Linked DNA regions of Homo sapiens: region 1 is linked to region 2. A link is an interaction called in ENCODE POLR2A ChIA-PET data of the cell type or tissue named here. Cell type or tissue: OCI-LY7. All regions are shown on one strand. Links, peaks and the distances in the headings refer to the core of each region. The heading gives the core; the rest is flanking DNA. Region 1 overlaps LIN9 (lin-9 DREAM MuvB core complex component). Region 2 has its middle 14 kb from the start of ACBD3.

Region 1 (5,378 bases), core at 280-5,279, 99 kb before region 2:
TTTCTCAAAGTGGGTTACCTGCAACAGAATCCCCTGTTGTTTATTAATAATATAGATTCAGTCTAGATTTTGCATGTATGAGGAGCTTCCTTGTTATTCTAATGTCTTTTTTATTTTTTTGAGGCAGAGTCGTACTCTGTCTGTCAGGCTGAAGTGCAGTGGCACGGTCACAGCTCACTGCCGCCTCAACCTCCCAGGCTCCAGCAGGCCTCTCACATCAGCCCCCTGAGTAGCTGACACTTTAGGCACGTGCCCCCATACCCAGTGAATTAAAAACATTTTTTTAGAGACAGGATCTCCTTATGTTGCCCAGGCTGGTCTCAGACTCCTGGCCTCAAGCTAGCCTTCCCACCTTGGCCTTCCAAAGCACTGGGATTACAGGTGTCAGCCATCATACCTGGCCTCTAATGTACACTGGAGTTTGTTTTATCCAGTGGACCCCTCCAACTTTATTCTAGCCCCTCTTGGCCATTCTGTATTCCCTTTTCCAGCTTAGATCTTGAAGTATCACATATACCTGCATTCTAGACTTTCAAGGGACTTATTGCTTGCTCTGACAGTCCCTGAATCATTTCCATTGCCTGTTTTTTTCCACTCCATTACTACATCAGTCTTTGCCTCAATGGATGTCGGTTCCCTTTCTCTTTTCTTCCAGCACCACAGCACGCCTGGATGAGGATCCAAAATTACCTCTGTCCCCACTCTTCCTCTTTCTTCTGTTTCTTCACTTTCTTCTCCTGGAATGGTCTCCAGTTCTCACAACTTCAGCAAGACTCTCATATGTCTCTCTCCAGTTCTTTCTTTATCTGAGTTCTGGTTTATAGTTTGAATTGTCTGCCAGATATTTCGAATTGCACATTCCACCATCTCTTCAAACTCAACATTACTAAAACTAAATGGATCACTTTTACCCCCAAACCAAGGTCTTTTTCTCTCACTTTGGTTATGAAATAATTATTGATTTGTTTTATTTTTAATTGCAGGCTCTTCAGCAAAAGCCCTTGTCAGTTTAAAAGGTAAGAAGTATAGCATTTTTAGGTATACCATAGCTAAAAGTCTAATTTGTTAAATTAATCTGGATATAGTGTTTCCATTTTCCTTCTAAGTTATGATTCATTGTAGCTTTTCAGTATTGGTTTTCACTGATAACCTTAAATTAATATGCTTTTATAGGAGAATTGATCCTCAGTTGTTAGAAATTATTTTTAAAAATTTCTAAAATTATTGATTAAAAACCTTTCTAATTAAACATTCCATAAATATTTAGATTAAAAGCATTTGTTAAACGACTGTGCTGACCTATATGTTAGCATAATTGTTTGTTTGTTTGTTTTTGAGACAGTCTCTCTCTGTTGCCCAGGCTGGAGTACAACGGTGCAATCTTGGCTCACTGCAACCTCTGCGTCCCAGGCTCAAGCGATTCTCCTGCCTCAGCCCCCTGAGTAGCTGGGATTACAGGCATGTGCCACCATGCCTGGCTAATTTTTGTAATTTCAGTAGAGACGGGATTTCACCATGTTGGCCAGGCTGGCCTCAAACTCCTGGCCTCAAGTGATCTGCCCACCTTGGCCTCCCAAAGTGCTGGGATTACAGGCGTGAGCCACTGTGCCCAGCAGATTTTTTGTTTATTTATTTTTTGAGACAGGGTCTCGCTTTGTCACACAGGCTAGAGTGTGGTGATGTGATTACAGTTCACTGTAGCCTCGACCTCCTGGGCTCAAGTGATCCTCTTGCCTCAGCTTCCCATGTAGCTGGGACCACAGGCACATGCTACCATGCCCAGCTAATTTCTTTATTTTTTGTAGAGAGGAGGCCTCACTTTGTTGCCCAGGCTGGTCTCGAACTCCTGGGCTCAAGGGATCCTGCTGCCTCAGCTTTGCAAAGTGCTGAGATTACAGGCATGAGCCACCACACCTGGCCCGTAATAGCTTATTTTTAAGAGTCTTGCTTTCACTGGGCACGGTGGCTCACGCCTGTAATCCCGGCACTTTGGGAGGCTGAGGCAGGCGGACCACTTGAGCTCAGGAGTTCGTGATTAGCCTGGCTAACAAGGTGAAACCCCATCTCTACTAAAAATACAAAATTATCCGGGAGTGGTGGCAGGTGCCTATAATCCCAGCTACTTGAGAGGCTGAGGCAGGAGAATTGTTTGAACCTGGGAGGCAGAGATTGCCGTAAGCCAAGATCGCGCCACCACACTCCAGTCTGGGAGTCTGGGTGACAGAGTAAGACTCTGTCTCAAATTCCAAAAAAAAAAAAAAAGAATCTTGCTTTCTAAGTAATAATGTCTTGAAATAAAAATAAAAGAATAATAGTACTTTTCTCATTCTAAGAAAAAGTTTGACATGTTCCTTGGTCTCACTATTTCTTTTGGCAGGTACATTAGACTAACCTTTTTAACATAGTTTCTTTAAAATTTTACCTCTTGATTAAGATTCTGGTAGGTCAATAAATTTGGAACCAAGCTAAATATTCTCAAAGTACTTTTAGTCTTTAAAGCTACTATATTGTGCTTTGGATTGGTGATTTACCAAATTAAATCCTTCTAGCTTGAGAAGACAATTTGTCTTCCAGAACACCCCAGTTTGTTTGTCTTTTGTGATTCTTAAAAATTATTCCATTATTCTTTTTCTCCCAATATTAAACTCATTTCTCTCCCCCCTGCCTTTTTTTTTTTTTTTTTTGAGACTGAGTCTCGGTTTGTCGCCCAGGCTGGAGTGCAGTGGCACAATATCTTGGCTCACTGCAACCTCTGCCTCCTGGGTCAAGTGATTCTTGTGCCTCAGCCTCCTGAGTAGCTGGGACTGCAGGCATGCATCACCACACCTGGCTAATTTTTGTATTTTTAATAGAGATGGGTTTTCATCATGTTGGCCAGGCTGGTCTTGAACTCCTGACCTCAGGTGATCCTCCCACTTTGGCCTCCCAATGTGCTGGGATTACAGATGTGAGCCACTGCACCCGGCACTCATTCATCTTGATAAATCATTTATATAAGTAACGTACATTTCTTATGGAAAAAATGAGAAAATGCTGATGAGCCACTAGAAGAAAATAAAAATAACCAGCTTGTATATTCATCCCAGTTTTCTATGCCTCTATATAAACATCTTTTTTACAAAAATTAAACTTACCCCTCTTTATTTTCACAATATGTCTAATCATTATAATATGTGTAAATCATAATATGTCTATTCGATAGAATTCTTTTCTGCTTGTGTACAACTCTGAAGACATTTCTCTGAATTAAGGAAAACAGAAATAACCACGCTGATTTACTTTTTCTTTTTTTGTGAGGGGACAGAGACTTGCCATGTTGCCCAGACTGAAGTGCAGTGGTGCTATCTCGGCTTGCTTCGACCCTGGCTCGCTTTGACCCTGGCTTGCTTCGACCTTCGCCTCCCAGGTTCCAGCAATTCTCTGCCTCAGCCTCCTGAATAGCTGGGACTACAGGTGCGTGCCACCATGCCCAGCTAATTTTTGTATTTTTTGTAGAGGTGGCGTTTCACCATGTTGGGCAGGTTGGTCTCGAACTCATGGCCTCAAATGATCCACCCACCTCGGCCTCCCAAAGTCCTGGAATTATAGGCATGAGCCATTGCACCTGGCCTAATTTCCTTTTTATATATCAAGTGATTCACATATTAAAGCAGAAAACATTTAGAAATGTGCTCTAAATACAGGCTGGCCTGGTGGCTCATGCCTGTAATCTCAACACTTTGAGACACTGAGGCGGGTAGATCACCTGAAGTCAGGAGTTTGAGACCAGCCTGGCCAACATGGAGAAACCCTGTCTCTACTAAAAATACAAAAATTAGCTAGGCGTGGTGGCACACACCTGTAATCCCACTACTGGGGAGGCTGAGGCAGGAGAACCACTTTAACCTGGGAGGCAGAGGTTGCAGTGAGCCAAGATTGTGCCACTGCACTCCAGCCTGGGCGATGGAGCAAGTACTCTGTCTCACACACAAAGAAAAAGTAAAAAAGAAATGTGCTCTAAATTCAAGGTTAGAAAAGGCTTTTTCCATTTTTGATTCCCCTGCTTTCAGAATTGTACCAAAAGTTATGAGATAGTTCTTGGCAAGTTGGAATGGAGAAATTATTAAAAATCCAAAAACAAAGAAAAAGAAGCACATGTTTCAGTATGGACATTTAATACTTTCAAGATGCATTGCTTTATCAAATTATTTAGAGAGTTTGACAGAAAAATACGGAAGAGCTTTTTCATTTATAATAATCTAAAATTATTATAGTCAGTATATTTTTTCCATATTAAATATTTTAGATATATGGCTGTTATGAAAAAAACAGTATTCATGGTATGAAATCCTTTGAACTAAGCCAAAATTCCATTAGTATTAACTATTTATTACAGAAGGAAGCTTATCTAACACGTGGAATGAAAAGTACAGTTCTTTACAGAAAACACCTGTTTGGAAAGGCAGGAATACAAGCTCTGCTGTGGAAATGGTAAGGAGTGAGTTTTTCTTACATTTTAGAATAATTCTAGCTAAGTTGTCTGTATTATTGTCATGTGTAAATTCTTGCAGCACAGTAAAAAATTTACAAGTTTTTTTCCCAACCTCAAGTGTCATTAAGCACTGTTTGATCTTATTTAGGTAAATTAATCTGTACCCAGTGATAATCTGGTCATCAGTAAGCATTTGTTCAGTAATTGTGTAATAGTTTCTTTAAATAGGAAAAACAAAAACTACAACTTATACTTTTATTAGATACGCAAAAAATTTTACATGGCTTTGGTACCTGCAAAAATATATATATGTGGTAAGGTATTAAAATCTTGTATAGACAAAAAGAAAAAAAAAGAAATCATTGTGTAGCTCAAAGGTAAGTGCATTTAGAGGTGGGAAGTAGAGATGAGCATATAATTGACATGACTAACAGTTTTAGGAACTCTCTTTCTCTCCTGCCCTGCCAGGTAGCCAGGAGGTTTTAAGGGTCTGTCATGAAACAGTCCTGGAGTTGGGATAGACAGCAGCAGTCACAGTAGCCTGGGCAGCTGACCACAGTGAATGTGAGGGGCTTTCCTCACTGTGTCAATTCCATCATCTTCATTCCCTTCCTCTTCTCTGCTTGTGGTCAGGGAAGGGGGGCAGTGTAGAATGGAATTCCTGTCAGGGCTATAGAGTATCAAGACTCTGAGTGGGTTTAATTTCTTTTTGTTTTTCTTTTTTTGAGACGAGGTCTCGCTCTGTCGCCCAGGCTGGTCAGGAACTCCCAGGCTCAAGCGATCCTGCCCGCTCAGCCTCCCTAGTAGCTGGGACTACAGGTGTGTGCCACCACGCCCAGCTAATAAAAAATTTTTTTTTTGTAGAGATGGGGTCTCCTTGTGTTGCCCAGGCTGGTTTCCAGCTCCT
Region 2 (5,378 bases), core at 113-5,112:
AAGGGATATTAAAAACTGTCTGTTTAACAAAGAGGCTTTGGGTCTGATAGGGCTGAGATCCATGGTGCTCAGGCCTCAGGGTACATTAGAACAGAGACCACCCCAATCATCCTGCGCCAGGAATATATGGTAGGTGCTCAATTAATGTTTGTTAAATGAATAACTTCACTAGGAAAATCTTTCCAAGAAATTAGCAGCAGCTCTTTGTTCTGTCCTTTGCAGTAAGTGACCAGTACATACTTCTTTTTTTTTTTTTTTTTAAGACAGAGTCTCTCTCTGTCACCCAAGCTGAAGTGCAGTTGTGCGATCATGGTTCACTGCAGCCTCAACTTCCTGGACTCAAGCGATCCTCCCACCTCAGGCTCCTGAGTAGCTGAGACTACAGGCGCATGCCACCACGCGCAGCTCATTTTTTGTATTTTTTGTAGAGATGGGGTTTCACCATATTGCCCAGGTTGGTCTCAAATTCCTGGGCTCAAGTGATCCGCCCACCTCAGCCTCCCAAAGTGCTAGGATTACAGGTGTGAGCCATTGTGCCCAGCTACATAATTTTGCAATGAATGTGTCAGATGGTTGAGCTTTTGGCAGAAGAGGAAAGCTGCAAAAGGTGAGTTTAAGATAACCTTGTCACCTAACCTGCCCTTCAGGGACTGTAGGAACACTAGAGGGGAAGATGCAGTAAATTTAATTCAGGAAATATTCTCTGAAGGGAAATAAAGCTAAAAAGAAATGCTTCTGACCTTTATATTAGATTTATTCACCCATTGAACAAATGTTTGCTCAATATTTATTATGTGTCAGGCACTAGGAGGCATAGCAGCTATGGTAGCAACAGGTGCTGTAGCTCAAAAAAATCCTACAATAGGCTTTGAGGAAAAGATTATTTTTAAAAAATACAAGTATGGGCCAGGTGCGGTGGCCCAGGCCTGTAATCTCAGCACATTGGAAGGCTGAGGCAGGTGGATAAACTGAGGCGGGTGGATAAACTGAGGTGGGTGGATAACCTGAGGTCAGGAGTTCGAGGCCAGCTTGGCCAACATGGTAAAACCCCCGTCTCTACTGAAAATACAATAATTAGCTGGGCGTGGTGGTGGGCACCTACAGTCCCAGCTACCTGGGAGGCTGAGGCAGGAGAATTGCTTGAACCCAAGAGGCGGAGATTGCAGTGAGCCAAGATCGCGCCATTGCACTCCAGCCAGGGCAACAGAGCAAGACTCCGTCTAAAAAAAAAAAAAAATACAAGTATGTACACAATAGAAAGATTTTTGAAATAAGCCATAATCTTCCTTCCCAGTTAATTCTCAGTGGCATTTAAAAAATAATGCATGTGGAAGACTGGAAAATTCAAACAGTACAGAAAGTAGGAAATGAAAGGTTAAATCTCACCCATATATATCCCATATATTTTTATTTTTTAATCTACATACATATTTCAATCCAAAAGAACCCTACTATATGGCTGGGCATGGTGTCTCATGTCTGTAATCTTAGCACTTTGGGAGGCTGAGTGGGGAGGATCTCTCAAGCCCAGGAGTTGGAGATCAACCTGAGCAACATAGTGAGACCTTGTCTCTACTAAAAATTTAAAAATTAGCCAGGCATGGTGGCGCACATCTATGGTCCCAGCTACTCCAAAGGCTGAAGGAGAAGGATTGCTTGAGGCTGGGAGGTCAAGGCTGCAGTGAGCTGTGATTGCACCACTGCATACCAGCCTGGGTGACAGACAGAGAGAGAGCCTGTCTCAAAAAAAAAAAAAGAAAGAAAAAAGAACCATACTATAAACACGGTTCTGCACCTTGCTTTTGTAACATAGTAATATATTTTTGAGATCTTTCCATTTTAGGGCATGCTTGTTAACAACTACTAGAACTCCACTGAATGGATGTACCATAATGTATGTCACTTGTCCCTTATTGATGGGCACTCGACACTGTCTCTATCCTGTGCACACTTTTGAGAGCTCTCTGCACCCCTCGCCATGAGACTGGATTTAAATCTTGCTTTCCCCTGGCCAGCCCCAAGCAAAGAGATGGGAGGAGGGCTTTGTTTCTCAAACAGCAACCTCTGCTGGGCCAGGCCAGGAAAGCACCCCACTAGGAAACAATCGTATTAACAGAACCTGTGTTAATAGAAGCTTTCTGGTGGCAGAATTCTATCTAAATTTTTCTCTTTATATTATTCTGTTAACAAAATTTTCTACAACAAACGTGTACTTTTACAGTAAAAAAGAAAAACACCTAGATTTTATCTTGAATAGTTTTCTGGCAGCTGGGAATGCCTTTTCCTTCTTGTGTAGTGTTCCCTTGAGTGGTTTACCTACAGCAGCCTGGATGTGGAGTAGGAGCTGGGATTTCTGCCTGTGTTCTGGCATCTGGTGACAGGATCTTTCTTATCCCCTTGTTGACTCAGGACTCTGGGAGGGTTTTATAAAAATAGCAATAATTAAATAGCTGACACTTATGGAGAATTAACTGTGCCAGTCACTATTCTAAGTGTGGTTATATGTGTTAACATACACAACATCCTGATTAGGTACTATTACTATTGTTCCATTTTGCAGACGTAGCAACTGAGGCATGGGGTGGTTATGCAACATGCCCAAGATCACACAGCTAGGATAGTGTATAACTGGCTCCAAAATTGTGCAAACCAGCTCTAGAGTCTACTCTGCTTAGCACTGCCCTCTCTCACCTCTCTGTTGAGTAATGTTCTGTTATTATAGATCTCCCTGACCCTTTGTTTCCTCACCTATAAACATCTACTTCAAGAAAAATTTGAGAAATAATACCAAATAGATAAAGCGTGTAGGGCATAGTATATGTGAAATACATTAACTAACTTTGGGAGGTCAAGATGGGAGGATCGCTTGAGCCCAGAAGTTGGAGACCAGTCTGGGCATCATAGGGAGACCCCACCACTACAAAAAGTTTAAAATTTTTCTGAGTATGGTGGCACATGCCTGTAGTCCCAGCTTCTTGGGAAGCTGAGGCAGGAAGATGGCTTGAACCCAGGAGATGGGGGCTGCAGTAAGCCATGATAGTGCCACTGCACTCCAGCCTGAACAATAAAACAAGACCCTGTCCGAGGAGAAGGAGAAGAATGAGAAGAAGGAGGAGAAGAAGGAGAGAAGGAGAAGAAGGAGAAGGAGGAGGAGGAGGAAGAAGAAGAGGAAGAAGAGTAGGAGGAGGAAAGAAAAGAAAAGAGGAAATAAAAAGAGGAAGGTGAAGAGGAAGCAGGAGAAGGAGAAAGAGGAAGAGGAGAAGAAAGAAGAAAGAAGAAGAAAAAAGAAAAAAAGAAAAAATTAACTAACCGTTATTAATATCCTGGGAGATCCCACTGAGGGGGATGGGGGTTTGGGAGGTAAGCTGTATACGGACCTTGATCTTCCAAGGATATACCCTTGAGGAATGCTCTTGATCAGATCTGTGGAGGGAAAATGATGGATTTCACCCCACATGTGAGCAAGATGCATGAGGCAAAAACCAGCCAGGGCTGGAGGCACTGCTAGAACTTCAGGATGGGATTTGGACACACATCAGGTTCTAGAGGAATGAAATCATGTCTATGCAAAGATTTGTATCTAAATGTTCATAGCAGTTTAATTTGTATTAGCCCAGAATTTGAAGAAATCCAAAAGTCTATCTACAGGTAAATAGATAACATGCACCCTATGCACGTTGCTTAACCTCTGTAATTTATTTATTTATTTATTTATTTATTTATTTATTTATTTATCTATCTATCTATCTATTTTGAGACAGAGTCTCGCTCTGTCTCCCAGGCTGGAGTGCAGTGGCACGATCTCTGCTCACTGCAAGCTCCGCCTCCCGGGTTCCAGCCATTCTCCTGCCTCAGCCTCCCGAGTAGCTGGAACTACAGGCGCCTGCCACCGCGCCCGGCTAATTTATTATTATTTTTTTTTGTATTTTTTAGTAGAGATGGGATTTCATTGTGTTAGCCAGGATGGTCTCGATCTCCTGACCTCGTGATCCGCCTGCCTCGGCCTCCCAAAGTGCTGGGATTACAGGTGTGAGCCACCGCCCCCAGCCACCTCTGTAATTTAGTTTCCTTTTTTTTTTTTTGGTACAGACAAGGTTTCACTATGTTGCCCAAGCTGGTCTCGAACTCTTGGCCTCAAGCCATCATCCATCTCAGAACCCCAAGTGCTGAGATTACAGGTGTGAGCCACCATGCCTGGATAGTTTCCTAATTTTTCTTTTATGTTTTAATTGAACTGAACCTGGAATTTCCTTATTTTTAAATGGGGACAAGCTGGGTACGGTGGCTCATGCTTGTAATCCCAACACTTTGGGAAGCTGAGGCAGGCAGATCACCAGAGGTCAGGAGTTCGAGACCAGCCTGGCCAACACAGTGAAACCTCATCTCTACTAAAAAAAATACAAAAATTAGCCGGGCGTGGTGGCAGACACCTGTAATTCCAGCTACTTGGGAGGTTGAGGCAGGAGAATCGCTTGAACCTGGGAGGTGGAGATTGCAGTGAGCCGAGACTACGCCACTGCACTCCAGGCTGGGCAACAGAGCAAGACTCCATCTCAAAATAAATGAATAAATAGGGACAATGATTCTTCAACAGCTATTGCAAGCTAACATGAGACAATGTATATAAAGAGTTTAGCCTAGCTCCTGGCATTTTTGAGGCGTTTGGTAGCTATTACTGGCACTCTTTAATGGTCAGTTCTAATAGTTAGAAAGCTATTGAGATGATATTGGTCCCCTATAACTTCCTGGTATTGCCATGCCAGGAATTCTGCATACAGTTTCAGTTGTTCCGCAAACTTTTTTTTTTTTTTTGAGATGGAGTCTTGCTCTGTTGTCCAGGCTGGAGTGCAGTGGCATGATCTCAGCCCACTGCAACCTCCACTTCCTGAGTTGAAGTGATTCTCCTGCCTCAGCCTCCCTAGTAGCTGGGATTGCAGGCGCATGCCATCATGCCCAGCTAATTTTTGTAATTTTTTTAGTAGAGATGAGGTTTTGCCATGTTGGCCACGGTGGTCTTGAACTCCTGACCTTAAATGATCCACCTGCCTCGGCCTCCTGAAGTGCTGGGATTACAGGTGTGAGCCCCCGTGCCCAGCCGGTTCAACAAACACTGATTGGGCATCTCCTGTGTGCCAGGAACTGGGCCAGGTTTGTGAGCACAACTGAATATAAAAGAAGACCAGCTTCTGTTTACATGAGAGTCACTGGGATAACGATAGTCATCATGGATTCCTTGACATATCTCATTCTTAGGTTCAACCTCCTTCTCCCAGATCCTTTTACTGCACCTCTCACATCTTTTTGTTTGTTGATTTTAATTAAGTCTCAAAAATACCCCTCCTCCAGGAAGCCTTCGCAAACTGCACTAAGCAATTATT

Evidence for each region. Peaks named below come from ENCODE experiments on the same cell type or tissue, not always from the same donor. Only the 100,000 strongest peaks of a DNase experiment are listed, where the experiment ranks them.
Region 1: POLR2A ChIA-PET joins it to region 2 with 7 read pairs; 10 of 35 experiments call an interaction of 5 or more read pairs at or near these places.

The regions. Positions count from the first base shown.
Region 1 is chr1:226,296,811-226,302,188 of GRCh38, reverse strand. LIN9 (lin-9 DREAM MuvB core complex component) reads left to right here. Exons shown (of 15, transcript NM_001366245.2): 2 at 984-1,016; 3 at 4,376-4,470. Among named protein-coding and RNA genes, the nearest start is that of LIN9, 9.7 kb to the left of the region's middle. In OCI-LY7, for the core only: no CTCF peak of the experiment used is centred there; no DNase peak of the experiment used is centred there.
Region 2 is chr1:226,197,912-226,203,289 of GRCh38, reverse strand. No RefSeq gene overlaps it. Among named protein-coding and RNA genes, the nearest start is that of ACBD3, 14 kb to the right of the region's middle. In OCI-LY7, for the core only: CTCF peaks have their summits at 712, 1,872 and 2,076 (motif pointing left); DNase peaks (open chromatin) are centred at 319 and 2,039; H3K4me3 peaks cover 581 bases; H3K27ac peaks cover 1,538 bases.